Regions from separate parts of the Mus musculus genome. Here region 2 is linked to region 1. A link is a loop called in an ENCODE intact Hi-C map of the cell type or tissue named here. Cell type or tissue: heart. All regions are shown on one strand. Each heading gives the region's core, and the rest is flanking DNA. Links, peaks and the distances in the headings are about the cores only.

The links. Peaks named below come from ENCODE experiments on the same cell type or tissue, not always from the same donor. Only the 100,000 strongest peaks of a DNase experiment are listed, where the experiment ranks them.
Region 2: it touches region 1 in a loop (16-fold over the local background); 11 of 42 quality-filtered maps call a loop at or near these places.

What each region holds. Positions count from the first base shown.
Region 1 is chr1:144,345,691-144,362,787 of GRCm38, reverse strand. No RefSeq gene overlaps it. Among named protein-coding and RNA genes, the nearest start is that of Rgs1, 110 kb to the right of the region's middle. In heart, for the core only: a CTCF peak has its summit at 9,261 (motif pointing right); no DNase peak of the experiment used is centred there.
Region 2 is chr1:144,233,173-144,250,269 of GRCm38, reverse strand. It overlaps Rgs1 (regulator of G-protein signaling 1), which reads left to right and starts at 1,166. Exons shown (of 5, transcript NM_015811.2): 1 at 1,166-1,369; 2 at 1,711-1,791; 3 at 2,303-2,364; 4 at 3,917-4,080; 5 at 4,783-5,601. The coding sequence starts at 1,233. The coding sequence ends at 4,968. In heart, for the core only: a CTCF peak has its summit at 6,586 (motif pointing left); no DNase peak of the experiment used is centred there.

The sequences.
Region 1 (17,097 bases), core at 4,627-12,626:
AGTATATATAAGTGACCCTAAAAATTCAACCAGAGAACTCCTAAACCTGATAAACAGCTTTGGTGAAGTAGAGGGATATAAAATTAACTCAAACAAGTCAATGACCTTTCTGTACACAAGGGATAAACAGGCTGAGAAAGAAATTAGGGAAACAACACCCTTCTCAGTAGTCACAGATAATATAAAATAACTTGGCATGACTCTAACTAAGGAAGTGAAAGATCTGTATGATAAGAACTTCAAGTCTCTGAAAAAAAGAAATTAAAGAAGATCTCAGAAGATGGAAAGATCTCCCATGCTCATGGATTGGCAGTATCAACATTGTAAAAATGGCTATCTTGCCAAAAGCAATCTACAGATTCAGTGCAATCCCCATCAAAATTCCAACTCAATTCTTAAATGAATTAGAAAGAGAAATCTGTAAATTCATCTAGAATAACAAAAAACCTAGGATAGCAAAAACTCTTCTCAAGGATAAAAGAACCTCTGGTGGAATCACCATGCCTGACCTAAAGCTTTACTACAGAGCAATTGTGAGAAAAACTACATGGTAATGGTATACTGACAGACAAGTAGACCAATGGAACAGAATTGAAGACCCAGAAATGAACCCACACACCTATGGTCACTTGATCTTTGAGAAGGGAGCTAAAACCATCCAGTGGAAGAAAGACAGCATTTTCAACAAATAGTGCTGGCACAACTGGTGGTTATCATGTAAAAGATTGCGAATTGATCCATTCCTATCTCCTTGTACTAAAGTCAAATCTAAGTGGATCAAGGAACTCCACATAAAACCAGAGACACTAAAACTTACAGAGGAGAAAATGGGAGAAAGCCTTGAAGATATGGGCACAGGGGAAAATTCCTGAATAGAACTGCAATGGCTTGTGCTGTAAGATCAAGAATTGACAAATGGGACCTCATAAAACTGCAAAGCTTCTATAAGGCAAAAGACACCGTCAATAAGACAAAAAGACCACCAACAGATTGGGAAACAATCTTTACCTATCCTAAATCAGATAGGGGACTAATGTCCAATATATATAAGGAACTCAAGAAGGTAGACTCCAGAAAATCAAATAACCCCATTAAAAAATAGGGCTCAGAGCTAAACAAAGAATTCTCACCTGAGGAATACTGAATGGCTGAGAAGCACCTGAAAAACTGTTCAGCATCCTTAATCATCAGAGAAATGCAAATCAAAACAACCCTGAGATTCCAAATTCAGGTGACAGCAGATGCTGGTGAGGATGTGAAGAAAGAAGAACACTCCTCCATTGTTGGTGGGATTGCAAGCTTGTACAACCACTCTGGAAATCAGTCTGGTGGTTCCTCAGAAAATTGGACATAGTCCTATCAGAGTATCCCACAATACCTCTTCTGGGCATATATCCAGAAGATGTCCCAACCAGTAAGAAGGACACATGCTCCATTATGTTCATAGCAGCCTTTTTTATAATAGCCAGAAGTTGGAATGAACCCAGATGCCCCTCAACAGAGGAATGGATACAGACTATATGGTACATTTACACAATGGAGTACTACTGAGCTATTAAAAAGAATGAATTTATGAAATTCTTAGGCAAATGGTTAAATGTGGAGGACATCATCCTGAGTGAGGTAACACAATCACAAAAGAACTCAAATGATATGTACTCACTGATAAGTGGATAATAGCCCAGAAACTTAGAATACCCAAGATATAAGATACAATTTGCAAAACACATGAAACTGAAGAAGAATGAAGACCAGAGTGTGGACACTTTGCCCCTTCTTAGAATTGGGAACAATCACCCATGGAAGGAGTTACAGAGACAAAGTTTGGAGCTGAGACAAAAGGATGGACCATCTAGAGACTGCCATATCCAGGGATCCATTCCATAATCAGCCTCCAAACGATGACACCATTGCATACACTAGCAAGAGTTTGCTGAAAAGACCCTAATATAGCTGTCTCTTGTGAGACTAGGCCGGGGCCTAGCAAACACAGAAGTGGATGCTTACAGTCAACTATTGGATGGATCACAGGGCCCCCAATAGAGGAGCTAGAGAAAGTATCCAAGGAGCTAAAGAGATCTGCAACCCTGTAGGTGCAACAACATTATGAACTAAGCAATACCCCGGAGCTCTTGACTCTAGCTGCATATGTATCAAAAGATGACCTAGTCGGCCATCACTGGAAAGAGAGGCCCATTGGACATGCAAACTTTATATGCCTCAGTACAGGGGAACGCCAGGGCCAAAAAAGTGGGAATGGATGGATAAGGGAGTGGGGGGGGTATGGGGGACTTTTGGGATAGCATTGGAAATGTAATTGAGGAAAATACGTAATAAAAAAATTAAAAAAAAAAAAAGATTTACAAGGTTTCCAAACACAAATGCTTAGATTCCAGTATAAAAATACAATCAATAAGAGCCAGGGCAGTTTGTCTCCAATAAAACCCCACAACCTTACTACAGTAAGTCTTGAGAGTTGCCACATAGCTGAAGAAAAGAACAGGACCTTAAAATAACCTCTATGAATATCAGAAAGTGGAAACAAGTAAAATCTCTCAAAGAAATCTATGAAAACACAAACAAATAGTAAAGGGAAAATGAATAGAAAGAGTTTACGATCTGAAAGTAAATATAATCAATAACGAAACCCAAACTGACAGACCTCTGAATTCAAATAGGAACCTCAGAAGCAAGATTCACCCATAGAATACAAGATGTAGCCGGGTGTGGTGAAGCACGCCTTTAATCCCAGCACTTGGGAGGCAGAGGCAGGTGGATTTCTGAGTTCGAGGCCAGCCTGGTCTAAAAAGTGAGTTCGAGGACAGCCAGGGCTACACAGAGAAACCCTGTCTCAGGGAAAAAAAAAAAAGAATGCAAGATGTAAGACAGAATCTCAAACATTGAGGACACAATAGAAAATGTGGTAGATAAATGAAAGAAAGTGTTAAATTAAAAAAAAAAAATCATGATGCAAAGCATCCAGTAAATCTGGGACAGTATGAAGAGACCAAATCTAAGAATAATCGGATTAAAGGAAAAAAAAAAAAAACAAAACAAGGTTAAAGGCACAGTAAATATTTTTAACAGGTTATAAAAAAAAAATTCCCTAGGCTAAGAAAGGAAATACCTATCAAGGTACAAGAAGCATACAGAATGCCTAATAGATTGTAACTGAAAAGAAAGTTATCTCTGGCATATATTAATCAAAATACTAAATGTATGGAACAAAGAAAGAACATTAAATGAGGCAGGAGGGGAAGACCAAGTAACATATAAAGGCAGACTATTTTGATTAAAATTTGACTTTTCAATCGAGACTCTGAAGCCCAGAAGGGCATGGGCAGATGTGTGACATACTCCAAATGCCAACCCAGACTAAGATACACCGCAAAACTTTAAATCACAGTATTTCTCCAGAATAAAACTTTCTATAATAAAACCAAATTTAAGCAATATATATCTAAAATTCCTGCCCTACAGAAGGAAAATTCCAACTTAAAGAGGTTAACTATAACCATGAAAACAAGGGGAATAAATTATAAATCTTAGACTACCAAGGACAAAAGAGGGGATCTCTCTCTCTCTCTCTCTCTCTCTCTCTCTCTCTGTCACACACACACACACACACACACACACACACACACACCACCACCACCACCACCGCTGCTGCTGTCGCCTGTAACTACCACCACCACCAAAATAAGAAAAATTAACAAACGATGTTCATTGGATTTCTCAACATCAGTAGTCTCAATTTGTCAATAAAAAGACACAGATTAACAGACTAGATTACAAAACAGGATTCATCCTGCTGCATCCAAGAAACACACCTTAGCATCAAAGATGTACAAAACTTCAGGGGTTAAGGAAGGAAAAAGATAATCCAAACAAATGAACCTAAAGAGCAAGTTGGTATAGCTATGTTAATATCTGAAAATATAGACCAAACCAAAGCTTATCAGAAGCGATAGGGAGGGCTGCTACATACTCTTCTAAGGGAAAATCCTCTAAGAGAACAGTGCAATTCTTAACATCTATTCCCCAAAACCAAGGGCACCCACGTTCATAAAAGAAACACTATTAGTGCTCAAATCAAATAGAGAGCCTCGCACACTGATGGTCGGAGACTTCAGTACACTACTCTCACCAATGGACAGGTCATCCAGCTAAAAACTAAACAGAGAAATTCTGAAGCTAATAGACATGATAAACCAAATGAACTTAAAAGATATTTACAGAACATGTTACTCTCTTCTCAGTACCTAATGAAACTTTCTCCAAAATTGACCACATACCCAGCGCAAAAAAAATTTTAACAGATACAAGAAAATTGAAATAACACCTGAAACTAAGAAGAAAATGTAAATAACTTGATCCTACCTGAACACCTCAGCCTGATGTATCTCAACATCAGAAATAGCAGCAAGCCTGCAAGCTCATAGAAACTGAACAACTCATTACTGAATTTAAAAAGGTGTCAAGACAGAAATTAAAAAAGAAATTATAGACTTTCTAGAAAGTAACAAACATTAATACACAATATACCTATACTTATGGGGCATCTTGAATATAGTTTTAGGAAGCAAATTCATAGATATAAGTACCTAAAAATAAAAAATTGAACAAGTTTTCTTTTCTTTTCTCTCTCTCTCTCTCTCTCTCTCTCTCTCTCTCTCTCTCTCTCTCTCTCTCTCTCTCTCTTTTTCTTTCTTTCTTATTTTTTTTTTTGAGACAGGGTTTCTCTATACAGCCCTGGCTGTCCTGGAACTCAACCAGAGATCCTCAACCAGACAATATGCAAAGAGTAAGAGTCCTTGGAACAGTCATCCCTAAATGTGATGTTATGTCTCCATTATGCGCTGGGGAAGAGGAGGAAGAAAGACTGTAAAAGTCAGAGGGATGGAGGACATCAAGAAAACTCAAACTTCTAAGCCCAATGGGACCAATGTACCTGACAGAGACTGAGGCACCATGCACAGGACCTGCATAGCTCTGCACCAGACCTAGAGGGGTCCTAGATCAGAAAGGAGAAGTGGGTCTTCATCACTAACCCAGAAGCAATCTCCAATTAATAACCACTTGCAAATAAGTATTTAGTTTCATCCCAGGGATACCCACTTGGCAAACAACTCTTAAGGGTAAGCCACATGTCCCTGCCCCCCCCCCCCCAGTAGATGGCCAACAGAAAACAAACTCACCTCAAACAACTTTGGAGGTTCCTTATCTCATGATGAAGTATCCAGTCTTTTCCTTTTAAAATTGTATCATATTTATTTTTATTGTATTGTATTTTTTTCTCTCTTTTGCTCTAAGTTCCTTTGCATATATATTATGGCTTCCACCTCAGTGTTTTAATAGGATTCCTTAGTGTTTGAACAAGTGAGTCTCTGTGTCTCCATCTGTTTCTTGTACTTTCCCTTGGCTCTATTCCTTCTGTTTGTTTTTCTTATTCCATTGTGCTTGATTTTATTTGATTTGATTTGATGTGATTTTTTTTTCTTACAGAATTGTTGATTTTCTAATGAAAAACAGAAATGAGGTAGATCTGGGTAAGAGAGGATCTGTAAGGGAGAACTGGGAGTAGTAGAGGAAAGACAAACTCTAATCAACAAATACTGTATGCTTAAAGAAAAGAATCTATATTCAATACAGTGGAAAAAGAAAACCTTTTTAGAATCATATACTTTCTTGAAATAAAGCAAATGAATTTCAGTTAATATTATTTAAAATTGAAACAATTAACAGTTAGTTCTGGAGTTGTTAAGAATTAATAAATCAAGATTACTTGTATAATTACCTTGAAGTGACTTTGTAATTTGACTTAATGGGAGCTGTTATTGTTATTTTGCTAAATGGTCATGTTGTCATACTGTCTTCTCAATATTACGTTTATACCCAATATGTCAGCTGCTCTCAACACAAACGGATAATTTATACCTATAACTTAAATATGTTCCTCCTCCAAGTAACCTCTAGTTTCAACCTAATTGACCTCTAGTTTCAACTCTCTCTATATTTCTTGGACTAAATTATAAAATTGCAAAATTTATACTAAGTGAAAATAATCCCAACTATCCTTCCTTGAAATATAAGAACAAAGGTGAAGACTTATGCGACTCAAGCTCAATAGCAAACTACAGTTGTCAATGCAGCTTAATATTGGTATGAAACTAGGTAATTATGTCAAGTAATCAGAGAATAGTCCACAGATAGTTCTGTACACTGCTAATGGATTTTTGAAAAATATTCTAAGATAATAGAATAAACAGCCTTTTTTAGATAAAAGGTTCTTTGGATACTGGTTAAGTAGTCAAAATATTAAACTTTTTTTTACAATTATACTATTTATCTTTATACTATATATTGTATTCTTACAAATATATTATATATAAATATGTGTATTAAGATGAGTCATAGACAAAATTATAAAGGCTGGAATCATCAATCTTTAAAACCCTTTCAGCCTCGTGACTTCAGGTTTACGTGTCAGGTTGTATCCCTGGAATGAATATGCTGAAGTCCTCGCCTCCAGAAACTGTGACTGTTACTGTGTTTGACCACACAATCTGTTCAGAATTAATTAGTCAAGCAAAATGAGGTCATCTTGTAATACTGTGAGCTCAAGTCCAGTATGACTAGGTCTTTAGGACAAGATAGACATACAGAGGGAAAAATTAACACTTAGTCAAGAATGTTAGTAGAATGTGGTCTGGCCACCATTAGAAGCCAGGAGAGCAACAGGAAACAGGATGCCTTTCAGAACCTCCAGATCATAACCCTGAGAGCAGGCTTTAAAACTTAGTTTGCAAAACTGTGAGGGAATAATGTTTTATATGTGTGTGTGCGTGTGCATGTGTGTGTGTGTGTGTGTGTGTGTGTGTGTGTGTAATCCAGAACTAGAGTACTCCTCAGAGTTGAGCAGATATGCTACAAAATTAAACTGACAAGACTGATCATGTGGTAAGATGGTCACCACCATGGATCATTAGTGCATGAAATGGAAACCACAGTGAGGTGGTTTACACCCACTAGAGTTGATGGTATCAGGTGACAGTCATGGTGGAAGCTGCCTGTACCTCTCAAGCCTCTACTGACACACAAAGGTAGCAAGGAGACCGGGCATATTTCAAGACCTCTGTGGAAGGTCTGAAGCCATGTAGAATACTGAATCCTATACAGTTGATGTTTGTTTGTTTCCTACAGAGTCCAGTGACAAAGTATAATTTTACAAATTAGGCACAATAAAAATTTCCCAGCTAATTATAAAATAGAACATTAATAGTAAGAAACTGTGAATGTAGACCCTCTCTCAAAGCATCACATTGTCCTGCAGAGCTTTGGAACATGGCTGTGTGATTAATATCTTTTATGGAGAATTTTTAGCATTTTACTTTTCAAAAAGCACTTTATAAGTTGTCTATGATACATCCACAGTTTTGTCTTTTCATCTCCCGATGTCATTGCATCACATCTCCTGAGGTATTACAAAGAAAAACATGAAGATTTTCTTAAACGTAAGCACTGCAATACATAAGTGATTCATAGGTGGGTAGTGTGTGCAGCACAGAATGCCGGACAAAGGGATGATTCACATTCCAGGCAGGACAGAGCAGAATGACCTGAGATTTCATCACACTGTGCAGAATGCCTTAGAAACTGTTTATTTCCCTTTAATAGTTTCTAGATTGAAAGTAAATGTCATGGAAGTTAGAGGACTCATATAATATTTTGGAAAATACAGTAGATTATAAAACTAAACGAATGCTCTTATATGAAGTAATTTTGTGTCAAGAGAAATGAAAATATACATTATCAAAAGTAGCTTACTGGCCAAAGAAGTTTTTGTCACAATTGTTAGAACCTATATAACCCTTACTATACAGACTGAGTCTCATAAGCAGTGACTTCTACAAAATACTCAAGGACAACAGCTCAAGATTAAGATGTCAACAGAGTCATTTCTTCTAAGGACATCTGTCCTAAAACTGAAGATGTCTGTCCTCTCCCCCGTGTTCACACAGTGCTGCCTCCCAACACTCTGTGCATGTGTGTGCGTGTGCATGCACATGCACATGCATGTGCACACACACTTTCCTATGTTAACAAATATCTTCCTTTTAAAACAATAATATTCAATATCAGATTAGGGCCAATATGAAATATTTTATTTTCACTTACATTGTTAAAGATTTTATCTCTAAATACACTAATATCTTAAGGTGTTAGGTGATGCAACTCCAGTTATTAAATTCATACCATAAACTAAGTGACCACTGATTAAATTCTGTATGTCAGTTTGACTGGGTTATGATACCCAGCCATTTGTTGAAACATTAAGTTAGATATTACTATGGAAGCCTTCTAGTGTAAGTGAGTTTACAATCAGTTGAGTCTTAGTAGAGTATCCTCTACAATGTGTGGTATTCATTTATTCAGTAGGGGACTTACAAAAAAAATCTAAAGACTCCAGACAAGGCATAATTTCCCTGGTGACTATCACAAAGATAAAATCCCTGAGTTCACAGTTCTCCTGTCTTACAGCAGCCTAAACTTTAACCTGAACTTCCCATGTGTAGCAGGGCCCTATGGATGCTAACATTTTTGGCCCCTCAGCCATGAGTCACTTTGAAAGAAGCTTGCAAACTCAATCCTATCAACATTGTTTTCTTTGAAAGAAAAATCTGAACAATATGGTCATATAATGAAAAGTATTCAGTTATCAGAAGGACAGAATACTCCTAAAAACATGAATAAATCTGACTTTCTATATTGAGTAGAAAGAAATGTCAGAGAGGTAATATGTACATTCTATCCCTCAGTTTCTTGCAGGTCCTAGTCAGGGCAGAATTTGCTGGCAATGACAGAGACAAGAAAATTGGTGTCACCTGCAGTAGAGGAGTGAGGATGAATAGGCACTGGAAATGGACAAGAGAAAAATAACTCCCTGGAGCATTCTGGGACTGTGCTATACCTGGTTTAGACTGGTAGTTAAATGAGGGTGCATCTTTGTCCAGTCTCAGAGAAATGAACAGTGCTTAAGTAAGCATTTCATTCTTTGAAAATACTGTATGTGTTCTTTAAAAGATTATAAAAAGTAACATGGGCCTACAATTTTATACTAGATAAGTATTTTGTTTAAAAATATGATTGTTTTATCAAATAAGTGACTTTCTGTAACAAAATATATTCATGATTGATTTAATGTCAGCTCTTACTTCCACCTTGGATTTTCATTCTTTGTCCTGACTGAACTGATTAACCAGTAGAGGGCATCCTCCATTCATAAGCATTATGAGACCATGGTGATAAATTCACCACCACCACCCCTAATCAGGTTTAATATAAATAAACAGTGAAGTAACAGTTATAAATAATTTTTTAGCCAATGATTTTAGTTAAAAATTTAGTATATTAGCTATATGCCAATTCAATTGAATTATAAATTCCTCATAGACTAAGGCCCCATGTCTCCACAAATATTTAAGATTTACTGAATATACCTATTTGTCAATTTCTTTTGTAAATGAATAAGATTTTTCATTTGGTTTTGCTGGAAAATGTCAATTTTATCTATCCCCAAGAGATATCCAATACCATACCACTAAGTAATTTATGATTTAACCTTAGGTTTCTAGATGGATTGAATTTGTTTTGATGCTTTCCTGGGTGAAAATGACAGTATTAATTTTAACATATTGGATATGTATATACATATATGTGTGTGTGTGTGTGTGTGTGTGTGTGTGTGTGTGTGTGTGATGATGATGATAAACAAGTATTTTTTTTGAAAAGCCAAAATAGACAAATGAAGAGCAGATGGAGAAAGAGAATGTATCTGCCAGAGGAGAGGTATTCGCCTCACCCAGGAGGACTTTCTTGGTTCCCAGGTTCCTCTGACACTAGTCTGCACAGGTGAGAGTATGGACTACAGAAGCTAACAGCTTCTGGGACAGGCCCTGTGTTGGGCCTTCATCTTCTGCCAGGAGGCAGGTCTGAATGCCAGATATCTGTGCACCTTCCCTGCAAGAGGAGAGCTTGCCTGCAGAGAGTGCCTTGACCACTAAAACTCAGGAGAGAGCTAGTCTCCCAGGTCTGCTGATAGAGGCTAACAGAATCACAAGAGGAATAAGCTGTAACCAAAGACAACTATAACAACTAACTCCAGAGATTAACAGATGGCGAAAGGCAAATGTAAGAATCTTACTAACAGAAATCAAGACCACTCACCATCAATAGAATGCAGCACTCCCACCTCACCCAGTCCTGGGAACCCCAACACACCCGAAAAGCTAGACCCGGATTTAAAAGCATATCTCATGATGATGGCAGAGGACATCAAGAAGGACTTTAATAACTCACTTAAAGAAATACAGGAGAACACTGCTAAAGAGTTACAAGTCCTTAAAGAAAAACAGGAAAAGACATCCAAACAGGTGATGGAAATGAACAAAACCATGCTAGACCTAAAAAGAGTAGACACAATAAAGAAAACCCAAAGTGAGGCAAGGCTGGAGACAGAAACCCTAGGAATGAAATCTGAAAACATAGATGCGAGCATCAGCAACACAATACAAGAGATGGAAGAGAGAATCTCAGGTGCAGAAGATTCCATAGAAAACATCGGGACAACAATCAAAGAAAATGCAAAATGCAAAAAGACCCTAACTCAAAACATCCAGGAAATCCAGGACACAATGAGAATACCAAACCTACAGATAATAGGAATAGATGACAATGAAGATTTTCAACTTAAATGGCCAGCAAATATCTTCAAAAAATTATAGAATAAAACTTCCCAAACCTAACGAAAGAGATGCCCGTGAACGTACAAGAAACCTACAGAACTCCAAAAAGACTGGACCAGAAAAGAAATTCCTCCTGACACATAATAATCAGAACAAAAAATGCACTAAATAAACATAGAATATTAAAAGCAGTAAGGGTAAAAGGTCAAGTAACATATAAAGGCAGGCCTATCAGAATTACACCAGACTTTTCACCAGAGACTATGAAAGCCAGAAGATCCTGGACAGATGTTATACACACACTAAGAGAACACAAATGCCAGCATAGGCTACTATGCCCAGCCAAACTTTCAATTACCATAGATGGAGAAACAAACGTATTCCACGACAAAACCAAATTCACACATTGCCTTTCCATGAATCCAGCCATTCAAAGGATAATAACAGAAAAAAACCAATACAAGGACGGAAACCAAGTCTTAGAAAAAGCAAGAAAGTAATCCTTAAACAAACTTAAAAGAAGACAGCCACAAGAACAGAAGGCCAAAATTAACAACAAAAATAATAGGAAGCAAAAATTACTTTTCCTTAATATCTCTTAATATCAATAGACTCAATTCCCCAATAAAAAGACATAGACTAAAAGACTGTCTACACAAACAGGACCCAACATTTTGCTGCTTACAGGAAACCCATCTCAGGGAAAAAGACAGACACTACCTCAGAGTGAAGGGCTGGAAAACAATTTTCCAAGCAAATGGTCTGAAAAAACAATCTGGAGTAGACATTCTAGTATCGAATAAAATTGACTTCCAACCCAAAGTTATCAAAAAAGACAAAGAGGGACACTTCATACTCATCAAAGATAAAATCCTCCATGAGGAACTCTCAATTCTGAATATCTATATTCCAAATGCAAGGGCAGCCACATTCATTAAAGAAACTTTAGTAAAACTCAAAGCACATATTGCACCTCACACAATAATAGTGGGAGACTTCAACACATCACTTTCATCAATGGACAGATCGTGGAAACAGAAACTAAACAGGGACACAGTGAAACTAACAGAAGTTATGAAACAAATGGATTTAACAGATGTCTACAGAACATTTTATCCTAAAAGAAAAGGATATACCTTCTTCTCAGCAACTCATGGTAACTTCTCCAAAATTGACCATATAATTGTTCACAAAACAATACTCAACAGATACAAAAATATTGAAATTGTCCCATGCATCCTATCAGATCACCATGGACTAAGGCTGATCTGCAATAACAGCATAAATAATAGAAAGCCAGCATTCACGTGAAAACTGAACAACACTCTATTCAATGATACCTTGGTCAAGGAAGGAATATAGAAAGAAATTAAAGACTTTTTAGAGTTTAATGAAAATGAAGCTCCAATATACCCAAACTTATGGGACATAATGAAAGTATGTCTAAGAGGAATATTCATAGCTCTGAGTGCCTCCAAAAAGAAACTAAAGAGAGCCCACAATAGCAGCTTGACAACACACCTAAAGCTCTAGAACAAAAGGAAGTAAATTCACCCAAGAGGAGTAGTTGGCAGGAAATAATCAAACTCATGGGCGAAATCAACCAAGTGGAAACAAGAAGAACTATTCAAAGTATCAACCAAATGAGGAGCTGGTTCTTTGAGAAAATCAACAAGATAGATAAACCCTTAGTCAGATTCACCAGAGGGCATAGAGACAGCATCCTAATTAACAACATCAGGAATGAAAAAGGAGACATAACAACAGATCCTGAAGAAATCCAAAACACCATCAGATCTTTCTACAAAAGGCTATACTCAACAAAATTGGAAAACCTGGATGAAATGGACAAATTTCTAGACAGATACCAGGTACCCAAATTAAATCAGGATCTGGTCAATGATCTAAACATTCCTATATCCCCTAAAGAAATAGAAGCAGTCATTAATAGTCTCCCAACCAAAAGAAGTCCAGGACCAGATGGGTTTAGTGCAGAGTCCTATCAGACCTTCAAAGAAGATCTAATTCCAGTTCTTCACAAACTATTCCATAAAATAGAAGCAGAAGGTACTCTACCCAATTCATTCTATGAAGCCACAATTAGTCTGATACCTAAGCCACAGAAAGACCCAACAAAGATAGAGAATTTCACACCAATTTGCCTTATGAATATCTATGAAAAAATCCTCAATAAAATTCTTGCTAACCAAATCCAAGAACACATCAAAAAAATCATCCATCCTGACCAAGTAAGTTTTATTCCAGGGATGCAGGGATGGTTTAATATACAAAAATCCATCAACGTAATCCACTATATAAACAAACTCAAAGACAAAAACCACATGATCATCTCGCTAGATGCTGAGAAAGCATTTAACAAGATCCAACACCCATTCATGATAAAAGTCTTGGAAAGATCAGGAATTCAAGGCCCATACCTAAACATGATAAAAGCAATCTACAGCAAACCAGTAGCCAACATCAAAGTAAATGGTGAGAAGCTGGAAGCAATCCCACTAAAAACAGGGACTAGACAAGGCTGCCCACTTTCTCCCTACCTATTCAATAAAGTACTTGAAATTCTAGTCAGAGCAATTCGACAACAAAAGGAGATCAAGGGGATACAAATTGGAAAGGAAGAAGTCAAAATATCAGTTTTTGCAGATGATATGATAGTATATATAAGTGACCCAAAAAATTCTACCAGAGAACTTCAAAACCTGATAAACAGCTTCAGAGAAGTAGCTGAATATAAAATTAACTCAAACAAGTCAATGGCCTTACTTTCCACAAAGGATAAACAAGCGGAGAGAGAAATTAGGGAAACAACATCCTTCACAATAGTCACAAATAATATAAAATACCTCGGCGTAACTCAAACAAGGAAGTGAAAGATCTGTACGATAAGAACTTCAAGTCTCTGAAGAAAGAAATTAAAGCAGATCTTAGAAGATGGAAATATCTCCCATGCTCATGGATTGGCAGTATCAATATAGTAAAAATGGCCATCTTACCAAAAGCAATCTACAGATTCAATGCAATCCCCATCAAAATTCCAACTCAGTTCTTCAACTAATTAGAAAGGGCAAGTTGCAAATTCATCTGGAATAACAAAAAACCTAGGATAGGAGAAACTCTTCTCAAGGATAAAAGAACCTCTGGTGGAATCACCATGCCTGACCTAAAGGTGTACTACAGAGCAATTATGATAAAAACTACAGGGTACTGGTATAGTGACAGACAAGTAGACCAATGGAATAGAATTGAAGACTCAGAAATGAACCCACACACTTATGGTCACTTGATCATTGACAAGGGAGCTAAATCCATCCAGTGAAAAAAAGACAGCATTTTCAATAAATGGTGCTGGCACAACTGGTGGTTATCATGTAGAAGAATGTGAATTGATCCATTCCTATCTCCTTGCACTAAAGTCAAATCTAAGTGGATCAAGGAACTCCACATAAAACCAGAGACACTCTAACTTATAGAGGAGAAAGTGGGGGAAAGCCTCGAAGATATGGGCACAGGGGGAAAATTCCTGAATAGAACAGCAATGGCTTGTGCTGTAAGATGGAGAATCGACAAATGGGACCTCATAAAATTGCAAAGCTTCTGTAAGGGAAAAGACACCATCAATAAGACAAAAAGGCCACCAAGAGATTGGGAAAGGATCTTTACTTATCCTAAATCAGATAGGGGACTAATATCCAATATATATAAAGAACTCAAGAAGGTGGTCTCCAGAAAATCAAATAACCCCATTAAAAAATGAGACTCAGAGCTAAACAAAGAAGTCTCACCTGAGGAATACCGAATGGCTGAGAAGCACCTGAAAAAATGTTCAGCATCCTTAATCATCAGGGAAATGCCAATCAAAGCAACCCTGAGATTCCACCTCACACCAGTCAGAATGGCTAAGATCAAAAATTGAGGTGACAGCAGATGCTGGCGAGGATGTGGAGAAAGAGGAACACTCCTCCATTGTTGGTGGGATTGCAAGCTTGTACATCCACTCTGGAAATCAGTCTGGCGGTTCCTCAGAAAATTGGACATAGTACTACCAGAGGATCCCGCAATACCTCTTCTGGGCATATATCCAGAAGATGTTCAAACTGCTAAGAAGGATACATGTTCCACTATGTTCATAGCAGCCTTATTCATAATAGCCAGAAGCTGGAAAGAAAACAGATGCCCCTCAACAGAGGAATGGATACAGAATATGTGGTACATCTACACAATGGAATACTACTCAGCTATTAAAAAGAATGAATTTATGAAATTCTTAGGCAAATGGATGGACCTGGAGAGCATCATCCTGAATGAGGCAACCCAATCACAAAAGATCTCACATGATATGTACTCACTGATAAGTGGAAATTAGCCCAGAAACTTAGAATACCCAAGATACAAGATACAATTTGCAAAACACATGAAGAACGAAGACCAAAGTGTGGACACTTTGCCCCTTCCTAGAATTGGGAACAAAACACCCATGTAAGGAGTTACAGAGACAAAGTTTGGAGCTGAGACGAAAGGATGGATTATCTAGAGACTGCCATACCCAGGGATCCATCCCATAATCAGCCTCCAAACACTGACACCATTGCATACACTAGCAATATTTTGCTGAAAGGACCAGATATAGCTGTCTCTTGTGAGGCTATGCGAGGCCTAGTAAACACAGAAGTGGATGCTCACACTCAGCTATTGGATGGATCACATGGCCCCCAATGGATGAGCTAGAGAAAGTACCCAAGGAGCTAAAGGGTTCTGCAATACTATAGGTGGAACAACAATATCAGCTAACCAGTATCCCCCTTCCTCCGGGTTCGTGTCTCTAGCTGCATATGTAGGAGAAGATGGCCTAGTTGGCCATCATTGGAAAGAGAGGCCCATTGGTCTTGCAAACTTTATATGCCTCAGTACAGGGGAAAGCCAGGGCCAAGAAGTGAGAGTGGGTCGGTCGGGGAGTGGCGTGGGAGGGTATGGGGGATTTTTGGGATAGCATTGGAAATGTAAGTGAAGAAAATACCTAATTAAAAAAAAAAAGAATGAATTGATTCACATTCTTCTACATGTTAACCACCAGTTGATCCAGGAATATCAAATAGCTGAGAAGCAACTAAAAAGTTTAAATAAATTACATATCCTTAATCATCAGGAAAATGCAAACCAAAACAACCCTGAGATTCCACCTCACACTAGTCAGAATGACTAGGATCAAAAATTCAGGTGACAGCAGATGCTGGCGAGGATGTGGAGAAAGACGAAAACTCCACCATTGCTGGTGGGATTGCAAGCTGGTACAACCACTCTGGAAATCAGTCTGGTGGTTCCTCAGAAAACTGGAAATAGTACTACCACTAGATCCAGCAATACCACTCCTGGGCATATACCCAGAAGATGTTATAACTGGTAATAAGGACACATGTTCTACTATGTTCATAGCAGCCCTATTTATAATAGCCAGAATCTGGAAATAACCCAGGTATCTCTCAACAGAGGAATGGATACAGAAAATGTGGTACATTTATACAATGGAGTACTACTCAGCTATTAAAAACAATGAAATTTATGAAATTCTTGGGCAAATGGATGTATCTGGACGATATCATCCTGAGTGAGGTAACCCAATCACAAAAGAAGTCACTTGATATGCACTCACTGATAAGTGAATATTAGCCCAGAAACCTAAAATACCCAAGATACAACTTCCAAAACACAAGGAAATCAAGAAGGAAGACTAACGTGTGGATACTTCATTCCTCCCCAGAATACGAAATAAAATATCCATGGAAGGAGTTACAGAGACAAAGTTTGGAGCTAAGACAAAAGACCATCCAGAGACTGTTCCACCCGGGTGTCCATCCCATAATCAGCCACCAAACTCAGACACTATTGCATATGCCAGCAAAGTTTTGCTGAAGGGACCCTGATATAGCTGCCTCCTATGAGGCTTTGCCAATGCCTGGTAAATACAGAAGTGGATGCTCACAGTCATCTATAGGATGGAACACAGGGCCTCCAATATAGGAGCTAGTGAAAGTACCCAAGAGCTGAAGGGGTCTGCAACCCAACAGGTGGAACAACAAAATGAACTAATCAGTACCCCCAGAGCTCGTGTCTCTAGCTGCATATGTAGCAGAAGAAGGCCTAGTTGGCCATCATTGGGAAGAAAGGCCCCTTGGTCTAGCAAACTTTATATGCCCCAGTACAGGGTAATGCCAGGGCCAAGAAGTGGGAGTGAGTGGGTAGGGGAGCAGGGCAGGGGGAGGGCATAGGGGACTTTGGGGATAATATTTAAAATGTAAATGAAGAAAATATCTAATAAAAATGTGGGGAAAAAACA
Region 2 (17,097 bases), core at 5,414-13,413, 110 kb after region 1:
ATCTCTGCTCTGATACATGATTTTTATCAATGAGTAATGATTTTTGTAATGTAATCATCTCAATTAAAGCTAGATTTTTCCTCTCTGGAGATATTTCAAAAAATTCAATTATTATATCCTAACTAGTACAAATGATTGACTTATTCAAACAAATTCTGAGTTTACTTTGAATTTTCCCTCAGATACTTTATTTTTAAAGATTGGTATCTTTATCATTATGTAAGGTCTGTATGTTAGGTACACTTTTATTCATAGGTTTTCTTTAATTTTACCATGCCATCTTAATTATTGAACACAATTACAGTGACACATCACTTATAGTCTAATTATAGAAGTAGCATTAAAAAACAGAATGCTCCTTAAGGTCATCTTATGTGTCACTGGTAGAATATTTTGTACACACCTTGGAAAATTCTAACAAGAATGTTCCTTGTGATGGAAATGATGGGCAAGATTCCAGACACCACAGTGGTGTAGACAGCCTCCCATAGGTCTCCATCTTACCAGATAGATACAGAGTAGTCAGTATAAAAAAAACATTAATCTTATACTGCTTCATATGGGTGGCAGTGGTGAAGAACTCTTAAAATATTGTGAAGAAGCCAGAAGAAACTAAAGGGGGGGGGCTGTAATCAGAGTATACTATATGACAAGGAAATCTACTTTTAATTTTTAAGAAAGGAGAAAAAACATTGTGATCAGATGATTTTATACTCCAGAACTACCCCAAGCATCAAGGTGAAGGGAGGGATAGGACTCTACTGTTGAATTTCTGCGTGATACAGAAAATATAGCAAATGTAACATTGACCAGAACATATAGTTTTCAAGGGAAAAAAAAAAGAAAGTTTTAACTCAAACTAAAGGCTGATACTTCCTTTCCTCCAGAGATGTGTATGGCCCCCTTCTATATATCTGTGTGTGTCTGTGTGTGTGTGTGTGTGTGTGTGTGTGTGTGTGTGTGTGTTTGTGCATGTGTGTGCATAATTTTGTTCCTGCCTTCCTAATCAAATGACCTGCTCTCATTCAGTTGAGTTTCAACCACAAGACATCCCTGTACACTTTTTTTTCTTCAAGATACACGTCACGACACACCAAGAAAGGAGGAACTTCCGTGCCTGTGGTAACATCACTTGATAAACAGACTCCCTGAACAGCAAGTGCCCTGTCTGCCTTACGCTATATAAAGCAGCAGTCGTAGACTAACAGACACTCACTCGTTTTGAGAAGACCATGAGAGCGGCAGCCATCTCCATGCCAAGGTTGAACAAAATGCCAGGAATGTTCTTTTCTGCTAGCCCAAAGGATTCGAAAGAACACAGCCATTCTCTTCTAGACGACAAAAAGCAGAAAAAAAGGCCAAAGACTTTGTAAGTTCCTTCAGTGTGTCTCTTTGATTATCTTTTATGGCCAAAGGAGTAGGAATAAGTGGACGTGAGTGCTGGCATTTGGTTTATGGAGAGCGGAGCAATTACCTCCTGTGACTTATAAGTGAGAGTCAGTTTTATTGGAAAATAAATCATGTTACCAGAAAGTCTGGGGAAATCTTTCTAGACGTTGTTCATAAAAATGAGTTCTATTTTAACATACTAAAATATTGTGTTAGCTAGTCTTATTATTACCTTCCTCCTCAGATATGTTTGCTTCATGTTCTTTTCATAGATAAGGGGAACTCTTGTAGAGAATTATGAATTTTTGGTGTCTTTTGTAGTGGAATGGACGTGAAAACATACCTGAGATCGATGATCCCACATCTGGAATCTGGGATGAAATCGGCCAAGTCCAAAGACATGTATGTACTGAATATATTGAAATATTCTAAGTGTCTAAGCATCCTAGAAGCTAACTGTTGTCTTCAAATGATACTGATACTTCATGTGTCTAGGCATGCCAGCTTACTCTTGTAATTCCAGTACTTGGAGGTTGAGACAGGGGGATGGGCAGGGGACTTGAGTGAAGCCTTGGACTTTAAAAAGGCATATAAAAATACTGCATGCAATGGAGTTAATTTCTTTTAGGTAACAAGCCAAACAAGATTAGCCCATATTAGAGCCAATGAACATTAATTATTAATATGTCCACATCAGTTTTCTATTTGTGTTTTTCTAATTTATCCACTTAGATTTTAACTGTCTTGACAGATTTTTTTCATAACTATGGTGATTAAAAGGAACTTTATTCATAAAAGTAATAATAGAAGTCATAACAAAAAATTTTAGTTATCAATATGTAGTAGCCATTATTAAATCAAGTGGGATTTCCAAAACTAGTTTATTAATTTAGATTATTTTTGTTAACTGTAGACTTTCTGCTGAAGAAGTAATGCAGTGGTCTCAGTCTCTGGAAAAACTCCTTGCCAACCAGAGTAAGTATTCCTATCTATCCATTGTTTTGGGGTCAGCTTGATAATTTAATAAGTTGGATGGATGATTAATGTATGTTATCAAAGGAAGAAAAGCAAGTATGCAAAAATGAAGTATTTTAGTTCTTGAATCATTCATAATTTCCTCACAATATGACTCAGTAATATAGCACTAGATTTTTATCACTGTCCTTTAGACAAATCTGCCAAAACAGTTACATGTGTTCTTGCATTCAAGAACAAAACTGAAATTAGGCTGTGTTGCTGGAGAGCTGGCTGGTTGGCTGATTGCTTGTTGCTCTTAAAGATGACTGTTTCCCTGCACTCAAGGGACTGGTCTCACAGCAATCTACCTGTAACTCCTGTGCCCTCCTCTGGCCTCTGTGGGCACCTGTCCACAGGCGCTTCTGCATGGAGAGGGGCAAGGAGAAGAAGACACACATATACACATCAAATAATAATAAGCATTCAAAAATTAAAATAAAGGTGAATAAAAGTACATTGTAGCTTCAAAGTTTTAAAAGCCAAGAAAATATCACATCATTGGAATTGCTATTTTGAAAGGTACTTAAAATGTACTTTGTACCATTCAGTGAAAAGAGTAGGATTCGTTTATTTAATTAGTCGTCTATCATCCACATACTTATTAACTCTCATTTGTCCACCCTACGTGGAAGGTATTTTAAAAACAGCAAGGATTCAAATGCAAATACACAGTCTATTACTTCGTTAAAGACACTTGGATATTCCAAGTAAACACTGAAAGCATTCAGCATGATACATGTTTTAATATAAGCTCAAGAGAGGCTTGTGGGGGTTTTCTGATGGAAGGAAATAAAAAAAAATGAATGAAACCAGTCTCCATTCCCCATGGTGGGATTGCAACACTATTGGGATTAGAATCTTATTCAGAAGTGAAGACAATCAGCTTGGTCTCGGGAATAAGTTTACCCTCTTTGTAGAAAGACACTACGAAACTTACTTGGGAAGTCGAAGAAATTTAGCTTAGTTTGACCCAATGATTACAACAAGACTTACTCTACAATTAAGCTGAGCAAATGGTATATAAATCTCAATGGTACTAGCAAGTAAAATCAGTGTGCCAAACATACAGGTGACAAGCTATCCTAACATTATCTAACTACCATGGTTTGGATGAGGAATTTATATTTTTAACCATCAAACGATGTTAATACCCTAAATCATTAACATTTCCTTGCAGAAAGGACTCTACACTCTTGCTCACATGTTGGTGCCTATAAGTAATGACATTGTTCTACAGTCAGCAGAGTTCAGTGTCACTTTAAATACAAGAGGAAGCAAAGTACATTTATGTGAACACACAAAACATTATATGACTGTGGACAGTTTGTTTGGTGACAGATTCCACATGTAACAGTTTCTATGTCTGCTTCTCTACAAATTATGGCACAGCTGTTTGAGCAGTAGCCAACTTGTACCTTTGTGCATATATTAATGCTATAAGATTGCTTATAAATCTCTTCTGCAGCATATTCCTTTACTGACTCAATTTTCTAAACCCCTCTTATTTTAGCAGGTCAAAATGTCTTTGGAAGATTTCTAAAGTCTGAATTCAGTGAGGAAAATATTGAATTCTGGTTGGCTTGTGAGGACTATAAGAAAACAGAGACTGATCTTTTGCATAACAAAGCAGAGAATATATACAAAGCATTTGTGCATTCAGATGCTGTGAAACAAGTGAGTATTAAAGTCATTGTCATTAGTATCAGAGTGTGTAAATTTTACCTACATACAGAAATAGGTTACAACGAAATCCGTGGTATCATAGTTTTGCATATAGACAAATATATTCATTTATCCATTCACTTCAGTGGAGCCATTCCCTGGATTTGTAAAGCTATCTAGTAGAGAGACTAAAATGATTTTACAAAACTGTCCAACCTAGTAGGATGGAGAATGGAATGTGGTATTGCAGGGCAGATTGTATGTTAAGGAACCCTTAGTGAGCTATTGTAACTCAGATAAGGATAAAATGCAGACCCCAATAACACACACAATCAAAGTAACAAAAACATGTACAGCTACTTACAGTGTTGATCTTCCAGGACAATATTCCCATTCAGTAAACCTAAAATGCCTATGACCTTCTATTGTGATATATGGACTATGTTCTGGGGATATTTAATTTTTCATACCTATTTATTTTCTTTCTCCCAATTACACCATAAGCAGATGCAGAAAGAAAAATCACTTTTTGTTGCATTTCTCTGTAGCCCATATACCTATTATAGGACTGGCTTAGAACACCAATTCAGAATATAATTGAACTATTCTAAATAAGAATGTAAACCATTTTAAGATGATTCTGGAACACTAATAGTATAATAAAATTTAGGATAAACTGCAAATGCACATTAATTAAGAAATTGTTCTTTTCAGATCAATATTGACTTCCATACTCGAGAATCGACAGCCAAGAAGATTAAAACACCAACTCCCACATCTTTTGATGAAGCACAAAAAGTCATATATTCACTCATGGAAAAAGATTCTTATCCCAGGTTCCTGAAATCAAATATTTACTTAAATCTTCTAAATGACCTTCAGGCAAATACTTTAAAGTGAGTGATTCCTGGCTGACAGGAATTAAAAGATGGTATCAAGGACAGAAGGAACATGCCAATGAGACTGCCTGCCAGACCAACCTGGCCTACTTGGGTGGCTCAGGAGGCCCAGTGGAAGTACAGATGACTCAGAAAGGATTAACACAAGGTATCCAGGTAGAGACTTGAGGAAGCATGAACAAGAAGAACAAGGCAAGGCCAATGGAAGGAGATACTATGGTACTGTCATGAAATACAGTGGGACTCTATTCAAACAACCCTCCAAAATGGGAAGGTCAGCTGACTCTGGCAACACAGAAACTGTGAATAATGTGTATGAGACGGATTACTCTGTGCTGTAAACTCCAAGGGCAGCAGACATGTATGCTGCGTGCTGTTGTGTAGAATGTGTTGAACTCTTGCAATCTCCTTCCCTTGGATAACCAGTCCAAAAGTATATAGCGCAAATAACAGTTGCTATTATTGACATGAAGAGTTTTTTTATTTGTTTATTTAATTATATTTGGCTTGGAGTGGAGGAAGACATTTATATATTTAACCTAACTATTTTTTTAATCTAAGAAGCTGTCACACATTTGTAAATTAAATTATCATTGTATCAATAATAAATGTGGACACTATATTACAATATTTAGAGAAATGTCTCCTATTTTATTGCTATTTTGATTCTGGCATTTTTTTTTTGCTCTGATTAAAAAAAATTGAATGTAGTTACTACACATGTTAAAGTGGATGAGGAAAAGCCCATCATGTCTCAACCCAACACAAAGAACTACAGGTAACTAAGGAAAGCTAAAAGTGAGAGAAATACTCTTATCCAGAGAAGAGCTCACCAATTGGTTATCCAATACCAAATGATCAGCCCTGAAAACATACATACAAGTACCATTGTACACACTGAACATGTTGTGTTGACCTAAGTTTGGAATGTGTATACTTATACATTTATGTGTGTAACAATAATTAATGAAAAAAAAAGATGCCATTAGTTTGAGATTAGAACAAGGATACTATATCAGAATTTTGGGGGAGGAAAGGCAGACATTTTTATTTCTATTATAATCTCAAAAAGGATAAAAAAATTTGAAGCAAGAGACTTGTACTTTCTACTGTCTATTCGGAATATAATGGTATTATCAAATTAGTACTATATTTTCTCTATTGTGTTGGACAAAATTAACTAGTTTTCTTTCTGCTATACAAGCTCTTTAATTCAGGTTTCAAATTGATGAGAAATGGTGGCATCTTTGAAAGGGGAAAGAAAAGCTATTTTAGATTCAGGTTTATTTTCTCATGTAATATTCACAACAATGTGATGAAAACTAAAACTTAGAAAAACTAAATTCTCTCAAAGTTACCATAAATGCTGAAACACACCCTTATCTATCTGGCCCTATCCCAGACTGATCACATGAGAATCTGCAACTACTACAGTATGGGAATCTGTATTTCAAAGGATACATCAAGTATTCCTGAAGATGATTTAATTGCCTGAGGCTGGGAACCTAGAGATTAATGAGCAGTCATGGTTCTAAGGATGGATCATGATTAGGCCCATATAGTCTATGCACCTTATACAGTGAAACACTGCCACCCACTGACCAGAGGAGTTCCCTAAGCCACTGAATTCTTATGTCCTCTAAGTAAGAAATTGAGACCCTTCTGAAAAGAATGTGCCTACAAGAGCAACTTCCCCCCATAGGGTGGAAGGAACGGGTCAGCTATCTTCTGGAACCTGTGCAGTTGTATATCCTCATACACCTGTCCTAGATAAAATTTTCAACAGTCAGTTGAAAGAACCCACAGACCAGAAGGAATTGCTGTACATGTTTTCACTTCAAGCTCTCAGACACCAGGGAGCAGCAATGGTGAGGAACAACATGTATAACAGGTTTGAAAAGATTTTCAGTTTCTGTGGGACTGAATCCAAATTAGTTCTTCATATGGCTGTGTTCTGTCCTGTTGCTGGCCACAGGGTAAGAAAAACTTGGTAAATCCATGTCATTCATTATCTCTAGTCACACCAACACAAATTCTATCCATCTTCCTTCTACTGTCTGTGGTTGACATAACACATTTCATTTAAAAGTTTTAAATGTTTATTATTTATTACTTGAAGATTTCACATGAGCGCTATATTTACACCATTCCTCCATTTCTCTCTCAAATCCCTTCTGTATCCACTTTCTCAAATTCATGACATTTTAGGTGCACTTACCACAGGCTCTCATTGCTTTCCAGTTCACAGAATTCTTACTATTTACAGTCTATTATCTCTCATTTCCTAAATAGACACACAAACACGTACACATGCACATACACATTTCATTTCGTATGATGTCAGATAGGAAAATTCAATAGTTAAAAATCCCTCCCATGGTGACATTCACTGTACAACTCCCATTGTCCGTTCATGTATCCTTCCTAGCTTAATATCTCACTGGATCATCCACCTAATTTTGCACAAGTCTTGGTATGTGCATGACTAAAACTTCACTTCACTATCTCCAAGTCTTTATTAACTTCTACTTTTATCTAATATAACTTTTCCTGCTTTCTGCACAACCTAATCAAATTTTCCAGGCCCAGATTGAGTAACTTCCCATAAAGCCTTTCTATAATGCACTGCAAGGCAGTCATCTTCAAATCTGATGAGGATGAACTACAGGCCATATAAACACAGGGTATTGTGCTCCTATTTTAAGTGCTACTGTCATGTTAAATAGAAACCAGACCCTTACAAGTGAACAGTACAACAATCCAACGACACACAGGACATCAAGCGAATGCTGCTGGTATTTGTCTAAGTAGGTTGTAAAGTTAAAGAACTACCCAAATTTGGAAATAAAACCAAATATTAAGCACACATATTCATTATAGAGAAAAACATCATCCTGGATGCATGGATTCCAGGTAATATGAAATGCAAGATATGATCTACATAAACATGTAATAACGTGTGAAGTAGAGCCAATTTCCATTCATTCAAGTAAAAACTCAAAAACGGTTTTTATTTTTTTATTGGAGATTTTGTTTACATTTCAAATATTATCCCCTTTCCCGGTCCACTCCCCCTGAAACCCCCTATCCTGCCTCCCCTCCCCCTGCTTCTATGAGGGTACTACCCTACCCACCCACCCACTCACTTCCCCACCCTCGAATTCCCCTACACTGGAACATCCATTGAGACTTCAGGGACCAAGGGCCTCTCCTCCCATTGATGCCTGACAAGGACATCCTCTGCTACATGTGCAGCTGGGTCCATGCGTCCCTCCATGTGTACTCCTTGGTTGGTGGCTTAGTCCCTGGGAGCTAAGGGGGGTGGGGGTGGGGGGGGAGCAGGGTCTGGTTGGTTGATATTGTTGCAAATTCCTTCAGCTCCTTCATTCCTTTCTCTAACTCCTCCATTTGGGACCTGGTGCTCAGTCCAATGGTTGACTGAGAGCATACACCTCTGTATTTGTCACACTCTGGCAGAGACTCTCAGGAAACAACTATATCACACTCCTACACCAAATTGTAACATTTCTCCAAAGTAGATTAAACAATACCTATGAAATAAGAATTACTAATCAAAGACAGGAGTCATTCCATCCTTTTTGTTAAATGCCTTTAAGACTGAACATGGATGATGCAAATGGAAAAATGTGTCATTTCCCATACTCAATGTTAATGAAACTGTCTTACAAATTAAGGCAGCAACAAATACAGAACTTTCTGTGCAGAATATTTCTCAGTATGTGACTACGTATTTCACAGTAGCTCCTTAACTTAAAAGTATGAACAGAAAGAACCAAGAAAAAAAGTGAAATCAGGAGACAATCACATTCATAGTAGCCTTGAAAAATTGATCAGAATAAATAAGAAAGAAAAATATTGTGCAGTGGAAACTAAGATACTGGATGTCTTAGTCAGGGTTTCTTTTCCTGCACAAACATCATGACCAAGAAGCAAGTTGGGGAGGAAAGGGTTTATTCAGCTTACACTTCCACATTGCTGTTCATCACTAAAGGAAGTCAGGACTGGAACTCAAACAGGTCAGGAAGCAGGAGCTGATGTAGAGGCCATGGAGGGATGTTACTTACTGGCTAGCTTTCCCTGGATTGCTCAGTTTGCTTTCTTATAGAACCCAAGACTACCAGCCCAGAGATGGTACCACCCACAAGGGGCCCTCACCCCCTTGATCACTTATTGAGAGACTGCCCCACAGCTGGATCTCATGGAGGCACTTCCCCAACTGAAGCTCCTTTCTCTGAGATAACTCCAGACTGTGTCTCGTTGACACACAAAACCAGCCAGGACAGTGGGTGTGGGAAATCCTGAAAATACCAGAAAGGGGGGGGGGTCACAAACTGGTAGGAGTAATATTGTGAAAATGGTCATTCTACCAAAAACAATCTATAGATTTGACACAAAATTCCAGCACAATTCTTCACAGAAATTGAAAAACATATAGAAACACAAAATAGTCAAGAAAACAAAACAAAACTTGAGAATGAAAAAAGTGTTGTAGCTACTACCATCTAGTAACACTACAGAGCTAGAATAGTAAAAAAACAGCATGGCACTGTCATCAAAACAGACATGTTAGTCAGTGGAGTAAAGTTAAACACCTATATATGAATCCATACTCTTACAGGTGACTGATTTTTTTCAAAGAGGCTAACAATAAGCATTGTAGAAAAAAGAGCATCTTTGACAAATCATGCTGGTCAAACTGGATAGCTGTGTGTAAAAGAATGAAACTAAATTCTTTACTCTCAGCCTGCACAAAACTCAACTCCTGGATAAAGGATCTTAACATAAGACTTTATATCCTAAAGCAAAATTGTTATTCAGCAACTAAGGAAAAATACACTATTAAATTCATAGGTAAATTGATGGAGATAGACAAAACTATTTGGAGTAAGGTAACCTAGACACAGAAAGAAAAACATCACATTTTTTTCTCAGTTCTGAATGTTAAACTTGAATCTTTAGATATGTAAGTCTCATTTGGAATACCAAGAGGCATCTGGAAACTAACAAGGGGCATGAAGGGGCATAGCTTCAAGAAAATGGATGTATAATTCAATGGTATACAGAGGAAGGGGAAAATTGTGCAATATGAAAGTGAATGGGGACAGGCATGGGTGAGTAGATGAGGGAATATGGGCAATGATAAGTAACAGTAAAGACCTTTTAGAAATGTCACATGACAACCTACTACTGTAAAAGCTACAGAAATAATGAGTTTAAGTGAAATTATCTCATAATGCCCCTACTAGACACCACAACCTAACAATAATCCCAGGAGTGGAGCTATAAAATGCTTCAGCAGTGAGAAGCACGGGCTGCTCTTAGTAGCGAACCTGAAATCAATTTTCAGCTCCTACATGGCAACCCACAGTTTATGGGACCACTGTGATCCCATAAACTCCTAAATATTATAGGCTATTGTTATTATTTAGCCTCCAGAACCTGAAGTAAAAGCCTATTTTTAAGATTCCATATACCTGAGTCATAGAACATGGATAAATCTAATGCTACTGGCCTGAAGTTTCATCCCTACTGGCTAGCTTTTATAGTGTTAGATGTTGTCTACGGTATCAGAGGAGAAGAGTAATCATAAATGTTACTGAGCTGTGAACCCTGCCAGCTTTTACAATTAGCTTGGCAAGATACACCCATTGATATTAGAGGACTACAAATGTTATAGGTGTAACAATCAATTTCTACTTGAACTTAAGGCCCAGTCTACATGAGGGCATTGTGATTTGAGTCAAACCCTATGGCTAGACAGGTCTTAGATTCTGGGGAAGAACCTACTACTGTTTTTCTGTAAAATGCCCACAGTGTTGCACGACCTCCTAATGACTCAACTCTCATCAGAGAAGCTTCTTTATTCAGTAAGTGATGACTAACACACATATTCCACAAGTGGGCATGGTCCACAAAATAAGACACTAGAATGCTCGGCCCTAAATGGGATATCTGTGTCACACACCCTCATCCAAAGGTTCAAGGATCATGGTAAAAATGGGGCAAAGAGAATGTATGAGTCAGAGGCAATGGTTGACTATATGAAAGCAGTGTTTTTCAGATACAGCAGTTATGACAACATGCACAAGACCTGAGCAATTTCAAGCCAGAAAAAAATCCCAGAATGGAATGGGAGGTAAACAGGAAGTCCTACTTCTAAGTGAGGTGCTGTTGACACGTGATAATTGCTGGGAGATGGAGAGTCCGTTTTCTTTAAGGGTGTGGCCTCTTAAAGACAACCATGCCAGTGGGCCAGATCAACAAATACAGTCATACAGCCAAGAGTACATTTGCAGCACAAGTTGAAAATGATAGGTTGGTTTGAATTGGTTTGGATTGGTTTGGTTGTTTTAAAGGGATACAAACCCAGATGGACAATGGATGGAGATGGGGAAAAAGTGTGTCTGTGTTTGAGAAGAAGGCTAGATATAATAAAAAAAAAAGTGTGAACTTCTTAAAAATATTTTAAAGGGCTGAAGAATAACACAAAAAAGAATTTGCAAAGCATCTTGCTTTTATATTACTACACATCTTCTATGATAGCTTGAATATATTTCACCTTTTCAAGTTGAATTATTAAACCAAAGGGGATTTTATTATACTTTAAAGTTGTTTATACATATTTACTTTCAAAACCCATCACTGGAAGTAGATTTAGCTAGGAATTTGAATCTAAGTCCCCCAAGATGCTTAAAGACACCATGCCTTAATTTGGATTCTTACTACTTAGGGAAGACCTATGATGCAACCTAGATGGCTCAAACGCAATATAAAAATGTCAAGAGACTAAAGCAATTTGTAGTAGGCAATGGTTCCAAGTTTAAAAGCACAAATCAAAGATATAAAACGAAGCTAAAATCTAAGTTACATATCAAGAGATAGGCAATACAGCTACCAAAGACAACTCACAATCATATCAGCACTGGGCAGGAGAGGCATTCTGGTGGATGCAATGGTGTAGCAGAAGTTACTTCTACAGTAGGCTCTGCCCCGAGCCTGAGAGTAAGCCTCTGCTACACCTCAGCAGATAATGGAATATTATAATATGCACAGTTAATAATATTTTTAAATGAAGAATTGTTGTAGTCAATTTCTCTGTTGTCACATCATTTAGTCCAATCACCTTATAACTTCTTTATTTATGCAGAGAGCAAGAGAATCATAATTTCTTAAGATTTGCATATTTTCTTTCCTCCCAAATGATCTGTTGTTTATCTGGTGAAAGTGAAAAAGTGAAAAGTCTGTGGTTTAAGTTTACACCAATATGACCTCATCACATTCTGTACCACTTCAGTTCTGAAACACTCTGCTTCAATTGACCAGTATATGATTACATTCCTAGACCACTATTTTGCTTAAATCTAGCCATTCACTTAAGGTTTACAGTTATTCACTGTAAACATATAATAAGTAAAGCATGTTCCCTCATTAATAATTGAAAAATATATTGTTTATGATTTATATTTAGCAGAATTATTAGAATAATTAAAATGATTATGGATGTAGCAAGAAATACCAAGGTACAGTGAAGAACCACAGACTATTCCTTGCTTGAAGACTTGCTAATTCTGTTCAGGAAAATTACTTTCAATAGTTGGTCCTAAAAAAAAGAGCCCAGATCATACCCAGCATAGTCTTGAAAATATCTCATTATTAAATAATGAATTAATACATCTACCAGCAGTGATTCCTTCTGTGTGCCATAGTCCATGCTTTCAGGCAGAAACACTGAGATGTTTAAAGCACATCCCACATTTTTTTAATGATTTTCCGTATCCTGGGATCAGAAGGAAAAATTAAGTTGTATTAAAATAGACTAAACACTATAGAAATGTTAAGAGAATAAGTCGGATCTTGTGATGGATGATCTTCCAAGTTATCACTCCAGGTTCCTAAAAAGAAGGAGGAGGGAGAAGAGGAAAAGGTAGGAAGGAAGAAGGAGGAGGAGCCACCACATGGAACTGGCAGCTCTCTCTTCCTCTGATGGGAGAAACTGCAGCCCACCTTCATGCCAGCACCATATTCAACTGCCATGAGCATCCAGTCTTATCAAATTTGTTCCTTTTGCACTTTCTCCTATCCCCCATTTTCACAGATTTGGGTGGGTGCTGTATGTTTTTCTCGAGACTCCCATCGTGAAGTGATGACTAGGTGTACAACTGACACCCAATCTCACTGGGAGGATGCGAAGCAGAAGAACCAGAGCATTTATCATCATGGACAGTAAGTAAGCTTTAGGGAATCCACCTATCTCCTCTCTTAAAAACTGGGCTAAAGGCACACACAGACATACTCAGACTTTTACATTGATGCTGGGGAATTGAACATGTGTCCTCAGCACGCGAAGCAAGTTTTCTTGCCCACTGAGCTATCTTCCCAGGTCCTGCTGTGTGCATTTCTTGCAGGCAACAAACAATTAGATCTTATTTGTTTTTGTTTTCTTTTTCCACCAGACTGTAGGTTTCGCTTCATCTTTTATGTGCAGTGTTATGATTGACATGTATGACTTTTTCCTGACATTTCATTGTTTTTCCTACAGTTTGCTGTTCCTAAATTATCAGTTGGCCATCTTTCTTGTGGCGAGTTTATTCCTTCTTTTGCTTGCATGGCATGCTTATCCTTCCTTTCTGCATGTAGAATTCCTTTATGTATCTTCTAAGTGCTCATTAGCTCCTTTGATTTGTGATTTTTCTGGACTATTTTTACTTCTTAGCTTATTTTTTTAGTATAAATTTTCTGGATATAGTAATGTCATTCTTTTCCAGGGCTTGAAATACATCGTTGAGTGTTTCCTGGACTTTGGAGTTTCTGTTGGGAACTGCTTTTACCCTGATGGCTTTGCTGATATAAGTGAATTGGAACTTCTCGCTTGCGGCTTCAATATTCATTCCCCGTTCTATACTCTTCATATTTGAACCACAAAATTGAAAGCAAAGGTTATCTTCTGACCTTTTCTGTTTAGCCAATCCCTCCAGTAATTGGCTGCCGACATCTTACCAAAGTTTGGGCAATTTTCTATTATTTCACTAATTGATTTTCTATGCTTTTTTAAAATTGGGTATTTATTTAATTTACATTTCCAATGCTATCCCAAATGTCCCCCACACGCTCCCTCACCCACTCCCCTACCCACCCATTCCCACTTCTCGGCCCTGGCGTTCCCCTGTACTGAGGCATATAAAGTTTGCACGACCAATGGGCCTCTCTTTCCACTGATGGCCGACTAGGCCATCTTCTGATTCATATGCAGCTTGAGACACGAGCTGGGGGTGGGGGGGTGGGGGGGGTGGGTATTGGTTAGTTCATATTGTTGTTCCACCTATAGGATTGCAGATCCCTTTAGCTCCTTGGGTACTTTCTCTAGCTCCTCCATTGGGGGCTCTGTGATACATCCAATAGCTGACTGTGAGCATCCACTTCCGTGTTTGCCAGGCCCCGGCATAGTCTCGAACAAGAGACAGCCATATATGGGTCCTTTCAGCAAAATCTTGCTAGTGTATGCAATGGTGTCAGCGTTTGGAAGCTGATTATGGGATGGATCCCCAGATATGGCAGTCTCTAGATGGTCCATTCTTTCGTCACAGCTCCAAACTTTGTCTCTGTAACTCCTTCCATGGGTGTTTTGTTCCCAATTCTAAGAGGGGGCAAAGTGTCCACACTTTGGTCTTCGTTATTCTTGAGTTTCATGCGTTTAGCAAATTGTATCTTATATCTTGGGTATTCTGAATTTCTGGGCTAATAACCACTTATCAGTGAGTACATATTGTGTGAGTTCTTTTGTGATTGGGTTACCTCACTCAGGATGATGCCCTCCAGGTCCATCCATTTGCCTAAGAATTTCATAAATTCATTGTTTTTAATAGCTGAGTAATACTCCATTGTGTAAATGTACCACATTTTCTGTATCCATTCCTCTGTTGAGGGGCATCTGGGTTCTTTCCAGCTTCTGGCTGTTATAAATAAGGCTGCTATGAACATAGTGGAGCATGTGTCCTTCTTACCGGTTGGAACACCTTCTGGATATATGCCCAGGAGAGGTACTGCGAGATCCTCCGGTAGTACTTTGTCCAATTTTTTGAGGAACCGCCAGACTGATTTCCAGAGTGGTTGTACAAGCTTACAATCCCACCAACAATGGAGGAGTGTGTTTTTCTGTCATATAACCTTCCTCTATACCAATCTTTGATCTTATGCATCCCAGAGGTCTTGCATATTCTGTTCATATTTTTTTCTTGCTCTCTCTAAATGTTCCAATCCTTCAACCTATCTTCACAACCTCAAGTCTTCTCCCTTAGTTGTCTAGACTGTGAATAAAGTATATGGCCTGAGATTTTTCTTTATTTAGATCATTGAGCCCCATCCTTCCAAGTTTCCTATTTGGTTCTTTTTTACGGTCTCTCTCTGTAGGAGTTGATCATCATTGGCGGCTTAAGGGAATTTAGAATCACCATGGATACAAGTCTCTATGACTCTGAGAGGTTGCCTGACTTAGGCTAATTAAATTGAGAAGTCCCACCCTAAATATAGGCTAAAAAGGAGAAGAAAGCTAAGCATCAGCATCCACCAGTCTGCTTACTAACTCAGTTAAGTCACTAAGTTACTAACTTAGTTACTAAGTTTGGCCAGCTACCTCCTGTTTCTGCCACCAGAACTTCCTGGCCATCGTTGACTGCACCCCTTCAAATAATACACAAAATAAACAAATAAGTAAATGAGTAATAAAATAAAACTATATCATCTCTCCTTATCACAGTTAATAATATTTTTATTAATTTTGTCAGATGTATTTGGTTTGTTTTATTTTGTTTTTCACCAATATGAAAACTAATATGCCAACTCTTTGTTGAATTTCTTATCCATACCCTTTATTGTCCTCTAACCCTTACTCAATAGATTTTCTACTTTTGGCATTGAGGGAATTCACCGATTTTTTTTTTAATCATTCTTCTAAATTGTTTATCCAAAATATTATTCCGTCCAACATTTTTAAGTGAGATGCTAAAGAGCTGCATCTTTTAGAGTTTCATTGCCTTGTTTTTCATGTCTGCTCTATGTCTGCATGGGATTGGTAGAGATGGGTATCACTGACACTTTCTCATGAGACCCTTCATAGGGAACAGCCATCTCCTGATGGTGCTTCTGGGGTATTGCACTGTTCTGAAGTGCTGAATAAATTTCCAGTTGGATCCTAGAACAGTTTTCTTATTACTTCTCTTGATGGTTATTAGTGTATTATGGCAAGACACATACTGTATCAGGATATGAGATCCGTTTCTTCTTCATTGTTACAAAAGGAGAGAACTTCTAGCAAATATCTGTCTGATGTGTTATAAACAACAGAATATAAGGAGTAATTCACTGGTAACTTCTCTTCTAGTCTTATCAACAATTACCAAAAGATTATGTGAGTGATATATGCTGCAGCCTCTCACAGGAGCATGTAACACAGGCTCTGCTGTTGGTGTAGATAGAATGCCCAGAGTGTGTCTTTAGGCTTCCCTAGATACTCCTAAATTTTAGACCTTGGACACTAAGATTTTTTCTTTCTTTTTTTATTAGGTATTTTCTTCATTTACATTTCCAATGCTATCCCAAAAGTATGCCATGCCCTCCCCACTCTCCTACACACCCACTCCCACTTCTTGGTCCTGGCATTACCCTGTACTGAGGCATATAAAGTTTGCAAGACCAATGGGCCTCTCTTTCCACTGATGGCCAACTAGGCCATATCTGATATATATGCAGCTAGAGACACCAGCTCCAGGGGGTACTGGTTAGTTCATATTGTTGTTCCACATATAGGGTTGTCTGTCTTTTTCCCTGAGATAGGTTTCCTGTAAGCAGCAAAATGTTGGGTCCTGTTTGTGTAGCCAGTCTGGTAGTCTATGTCTTTTTATTGGGGAATTGAGCCCATTGGTATTAAGAGATATTAAGGAAAAATAATTGTTGCTTCCTATTATTTCTGTTGTTAGAGTTGGCATTCTGTTCTTGTGGCTGTCTTCTTTGAGGTTTGTTGAAGGATTACTTTCTTGCTTTTTCTAGGGCGTGGTTTCTGTCCTTGTATTGTTTTTTGTTTTGTTTTCTGTTTTTATCCTTTGAAGGGCTGGAT